Regions from separate parts of the Homo sapiens genome. Here region 2 is linked to region 1. Evidence: read pairs that join two places in POLR2A ChIA-PET (ENCODE). Cell type or tissue: PC-9. All regions are shown on one strand. Each heading gives the region's core, and the rest is flanking DNA. Links, peaks and the distances in the headings are about the cores only.

Evidence for each region. Peaks named below come from ENCODE experiments on the same cell type or tissue, not always from the same donor. Only the 100,000 strongest peaks of a DNase experiment are listed, where the experiment ranks them.
Region 2: POLR2A ChIA-PET joins it to region 1 with 11 read pairs; 1 of 35 experiments calls an interaction of 5 or more read pairs at or near these places.

What each region holds. Positions count from the first base shown.
Region 1 is chr3:12,157,146-12,160,060 of GRCh38, reverse strand. The region is part of intron 5 of SYN2 (synapsin II); the gene reads right to left. It overlaps TIMP4 (TIMP metallopeptidase inhibitor 4), which reads left to right and starts at 1,149. Exons shown (of 5, transcript NM_003256.4): 1 at 1,149-1,359; 2 at 2,579-2,676. The coding sequence starts at 1,221. In PC-9, for the core only: no CTCF peak of the experiment used is centred there; a DNase peak (open chromatin) is centred at 1,530; H3K4me3 peaks cover 1,889 bases; H3K27ac peaks cover 2,264 bases.
Region 2 is chr3:11,701,447-11,704,361 of GRCh38, reverse strand. It overlaps a transcript of VGLL4 not described here. Among named protein-coding and RNA genes, the nearest start is that of VGLL4, 59 kb to the right of the region's middle. In PC-9, for the core only: no CTCF peak of the experiment used is centred there; no DNase peak of the experiment used is centred there; H3K27ac peaks cover 176 bases.

The sequences.
Region 1 (2,915 bases), core at 96-2,595:
TTTTTTTTTTTTTTTTTTGAGACGGAGTCTCACTCTGTCGCCCAGACTGGAGTGCAGTGGCACAGTCTCAGCTCACTTCAACCTCCGCCTCCTGGGTTCAAGCCATTCTCTTGCCTCAGCCTCCTGAGTACCTGGGACTACAGGTGTAGGCCACCACGCCCGGCTAACTTTTGTATTTTTAGTAGGGACGGAGTTTCATCATGATGGCTAGGGTGATCTCGAACTCCTGACCTCAGGTGATCAACCCGCCTTGGCTTCCCAAAGTGCTGAGATTACAGGCGTGAGCCACCACGCCCAGCCTGCTTCTTTGTTTTCTAAGCTGTCCCACCTTCTAGAACATGACAGAGTCTCCAGTGAGAAGGGACATGCAATAAAAATCAATGTAGTCTAGGGCCTCGAGAGGGCTTTGAGGTCCAAGGTTTGCCCTAAGTGATGGGACACTTTGTGTTTTGTACACCAAGAGCGCTGTCTCCAGCTATCTGGAGAGTCTGAGGCTCTGGGAGTGAGAAAGGGTTTCTAAAGCACTGGCTGCTTCTTTGACATCTCTCCCCACCCCCCAGGCAACAGAGCCAAGACACACACACCCCAACTTTCTCTGTCCTGTTCTATTACTGTTTGCTGTTGCTTTGGAGCCTCATAAATAGGGCATTGAAAGCACTTCCTGCAGCTGAAAGAAGCCCTGAGTAGCTCGTCTCATTCCCAGCGTGCAGCTCAGCAAGGGGTCCGTCCTTCTCTGTCACTGTCTCTTTTGCCTGTTGTAATTCTGTCTGCCTCTCTGGGACTCTGCCTGTCTCACTCTTTCTGTCTGTGCCTCTCCTCACTCTTGTTCTTTCTGCCTGAATCACAGCCCTCAGTTTTTCTGTCCTCATGCATTTGTCTTTGTGGCTCTTTCCGTCTTTCTGCCCTTGACACCATCCCCTCTCCCAGTGCTTCCCCTCTGCTTCCAGATCGCTTCATGACTTAGGCAGGGAAACAGAGGTCAGGGCCTCCTTCCAGGCTTCCCTCTGCATCTTACTGAGTATGCAGGTCGGAAGAGCCTCGGGTCCTGCCTCCGCGGGTGGCCTAGAGCCAAAGGAAGGCGGAGCCCGTCGGGGCGGGATTGGCCCTTAGGGCCACCTCATAAAGCCTGGGGCGAGGGGCACAACGGCCTTGGGAAGGAGCCCTGCTGGGGCCGTCCAGTCCCCCAGACCTCACAGGCTCAGTCGCGGATCTGCAGTGTCATGCCTGGGAGCCCTCGGCCCGCGCCAAGCTGGGTGCTGTTGCTGCGGCTGCTGGCGTTGCTGCGGCCCCCGGGGCTGGGTGAGGCATGCAGCTGCGCCCCGGCGCACCCTCAGCAGCACATCTGCCACTCGGCACTTGGTGAGTCCGAGGTCCGCGAGGTCCACAGCAGGGGGTGGTTGTGGGGGATTAGTATCTGGCCAGCAGTACACCAGGAGTCCAGAGGAAAAGGGAGGAGCTCAAATTCTTACCGGTTGTCTCTTGCTGAGGCTGATGGGTGGAGAAGGACCAGGCGCCATAGCAACCTTGCAAGCCCAGAACCTGACTGATTCATAAGGAAATGAAGATTTCATCAGGGACTTCCATAGCGACCTCCCTCACTCCGGCCATACTGCAATTATGGAGTGTCATTACACAAGGTGTCACCGGAGCTATCTGATGATTATTCTGAACTACTAGACTGGGGACAGAAAGGGGAGGGGAGAGGGCTTGCATTGTAACTACCCGTGTCTGTCCAGGCCTATAACTGAGGTTGCCACCAAGCCCCTATGGCAACACACACGTTCTGTCCTTTCTCTTCCCTCTGCCTGGAATGCCCTCCCTCACACCCTTAAATTCCTGGCAGACTCCTACTCATCCTTCAAGGGCTAACTTAGGTCTCTCCCCTTCTCTGCAGGCTCCCGGGCTCCTTGGTGCCGCCTCAGCATCTCTAACCGTCTTAGCGCTCCTACTATGCTGTGCTGTTGTTCTTTACACGTGTGCACTCCACTAGATCAAGAGCTCGGCAGGATGGGGACCCTGTCTTAATCACATCTATGGGCCTAGTGCCTAGTGCAAGGCCAGGCACAGAGGAAGAACATCATCAACAGTTTTTGGTTATTAATGCTCAAATGGCAAGAGATGCAATACCTCAGTGCAGGGTCAGAACATTTATGAATTCAATAAACATTTACTAATATCAACTGTAGGCGGGATGAGAGGCCTTGACCACAGCAATAGATAAACTTCACACCGACTGCCCTGAAGGGGCTCCTCCTCCCTTCTCTACTCTGACTCCTACCCTGTGCCCCACTGCACAAACGGCTATGGAGAACTAGAGCTCTCCAGACTAACTGGTTCAAAAGGCAGAAACAGCTTAGCGGTTATAGGACCTAATAAGCCTGAGGGGTTTGGAACTTCCAGTGACTGCAGGGGAGGTGTTTCCAGGTCCCCCTTCTCACACATCACGTTGCTCACAACCCAGCCACACCAAAACCAAGAACTGCCCTATAGACTTCTTCATGGACCCTGGATCATCCAGACCTCAGGTGTATTGCCCCCACCAGCTGCTGAAGGTTCCCTCTTTTCTCTTCCTATGCAGTGATTCGGGCCAAAATCTCCAGTGAGAAGGTAGTTCCGGCCAGTGCAGACCCTGCTGACACTGAAAAAATGCTCCGGTATGAAATCAAACAGATAAAGGTACATGGGGGCAGGCTGGGATGTGTAGCCCCTAAGGCTGATGGAGAAAGTGGAGTCTGTGTTCTGGGAGGGCTGGTAGCTTTCAGGTGGCCTGGCTCAGTAATCCTTGGGTCTAGATACTGAAGTGGAACTGGATGAGATTTGGAGGCAGAGCCCATAGAATCCCAGGGATATTGCCAGGGAGGGCCTCAGCATCCATCTGGTCCCACAGCTGCTGGTGTATGGTGCCACTACAGGTA
Region 2 (2,915 bases), core at 93-2,592, 460 kb after region 1:
GCCCAGGCTGGAGTGCAATGGCTCGATCTCGGCTCACCGCAACCTCTGCCTCCCGGGTACAAGCGATCTTCCTGCCTGAGCCTCTTGAGTAGCTGGGATTACAAGCATGGGCCACCATACCCGGCTAATTTTTTTGTATTTGTAGTAGAGATGGGTTTTCTCCATGTTGTTCAGGCTGGTCTCAAACTCCCGACCTCAGGTTACCTGCCCGCCTCGGCCTCCCAAAGTGCTGGGATTACAGGCGTGAGCCACCACGCCCGACCTAATTTTTTGTAATTTTAATAGAGATGGGGTTTCACCATGTTCGCCAGGCTAGTCTTGAACTCCTGACCTCAAGTGATCTGCCCGCCTTGGCCTCCCAAAGTGCTGGGATTACAGGCGTGAGCTACCATGCCTCGTGGATCAGTGTTTCTTTGGAGGCCTGAGGTATGAATATTACAAAGAAAAGCTGGTCTGCCACATGTTGTGACCGGTGCATACGTAGTAGGTACTCCATAAGTGTTGAAGAATGCTGAATAAATTCCAAGTGTCTGTAAAGTGGTACAGTTAAGGAGTTGTTTTTCTCAGCTGGTGAGCTAGTAGGGTGTGTGTGCCAGTAACTGTGTGTGTGTTTAAATAACCCAGAAAAGGGAAACTGGGTAAAAAGCATTCTGGTTTTCCAGGGCTTTCCTCGAGCTTTAAATCTTTTGCTGTTTTAGCTTTTATAGTATGCTGTAATTTAAGGAAACAACAATAAAAATCCAGTCTTATTAAAAAACATGATGCTAGATAAATTGATGATAGGTGGTGATTATATAATATACCATTATACAAAACATGACGTTTTAACATAAAGATTCTTATTGGACTTAAAATATCAATTAACCTACCAGTGGGTTTCTCACACAGCTTTCCATGAGTACGTGGCGTGTGTTAAGCTGCACCACCTCACTGGTAGTGATGCTGTGTTCATAGAGCAGCCGTTGTTCTGAAAACCTTTCTTTTATTGGGCATGTTTATACAGGCATGTTATGCATGCACATAAACATAAGCACCAAATAACATGGGCATGAATATTCACAATATCCCTTCTTTTAGTTCCTACATCAGCTGCTTCCTGTAGTTGGCAAAGTTTAGCTTAGTAGACTAAATGGAGTTTAACCCTTTTCTCTCTCCCTGAACCAAGCCCATTCTGTTTCCTCATGTGGGAAGAATTTCATCCTTAGAAGAATGATTTGCATTTGGTTGAGGACTCATTCTGTTAATGACTAGGATTCTAAGAGTCTTTTGAATTCTGTTTAAATTATTTTTTCCCCTTTTATTTTTTCCTCTTAGGCTCCAACCAGGAATGGAGACGCCATTGGATGTTTTGTCCAGGGCAGCATCTCTGGTGCATGCTGATGACGAAAAACGTAAGTGAGGAGTCTATTATAAAATAGCTTAAGTGCTTTAATGATCCCTTGTCTTCTGCTCCATAACAAAATTACATGCTTCTCTACATGGTTTTCTGGCTATTTGCTGTTAATTTTGGTGGTTTTCCTTAGAGATAACAGCTTCACATCCTCATTTGTATTTTCAAGAACATGTAAGTCTTTTAACTGGCACTTAACTATGGATACTGGTTTGTTTTTTTTTTTGTTTTTTTTTTTTTGAGATGGGATCATGCTGTGTTGCCCAGGCTGGTTTCAAACTCGTGGACTCAAGTGTGGGTACTGGTATTTAACTGGTATTTAATTTAATTTATTTATTTATTTGAGATGGAGTCTCACTCTGTCACCCAGACTGGATTGCAGTGGTGCAATCTCGGCTCACTGCAACCTCCACCTCCCAGGTTCAAGTGATTCTGCTGCCTCAGCCTCCCAAGTAGCTGGGATTACAGGTGCCTGCCACAATGCCCAGCTAATTTTTTTTTTTTTTTTTTTTTTTTGTATTTTTAGTAGAGGCGGGGTTTTACCATGTTGGCCAGGCTGGTCTCAAACTCCTGACCTCAAATGATCCGTCTACCTCGGCCTCCCAAAATTCTGGGATTACACACGGGAGCTGCCACGTCTGGCCTTAATCAGTATTTTAACTTTGTATGCTAGAGTTTGAACCGTTAATTGTAGGTCGTTCTTTCCTTCTCAGGTTACTATCAGTGATCTGGAATGAAGATACTCCTTATGTGTCTCAGATGTTGAGATAAATATGTGTTAGTTGATAGACTAATTGACCAGCAGAGAGCTAGAGATGGGAAAAAAAATCATCGAACGTCATTTATGTCGTTGGAAATGTACAGTATGTGTCATAATGGAAAACAGTCATGAAAATTATGTTTGCATTGCTGAGAAAGAGCAAATACTGGGAGAAAAAAAATGTTCATTAGTGTAGTTTGAGGGATGGGTGAAAGGAACAATATTGGAAGATTATTCTACAACATTTTAAAGTGATTTTCCTGCTCACCCAACAATATATTTATTTTTAAACGTTCTTGTTCAAAGTTAAGATTACTTGCTAAACAATATTGTAAGAATTACTGTTTCATGTAGGAACAGTTCTTTTTCTAAGCACTAAAATATTAATAACAACAAAAAAATTTAGGTTGACGTTTTATACATTATAAGTTCTCGAAGATGAGCTCTTTCCAGTTTAGTCCTTCCTGGATTGGCAGACAGCAAGTGTATGTTCTTAAAATCTGAGGTCTACCTCTCTACTGGCTGTTAGACTTTTATTTTTCTAAGCCTCAGTTTTCTCATTAGTAACATGGAGCAACAATACCTACCTACAAAGTGTTGATGAGGATTAACGGGCTGTCGTGTGTACTGAGCTTACTGATTAGCTTTTGACTCCTGGTTGGGACTGCCTTGCCCTCTCTCCTGGCACATTGTTGGCTTCTGATAGGGCTTCTCCCAGTCTTCTGTATTAACATGTGTCTTAGTCCATTTACATTGTTGTAAAGG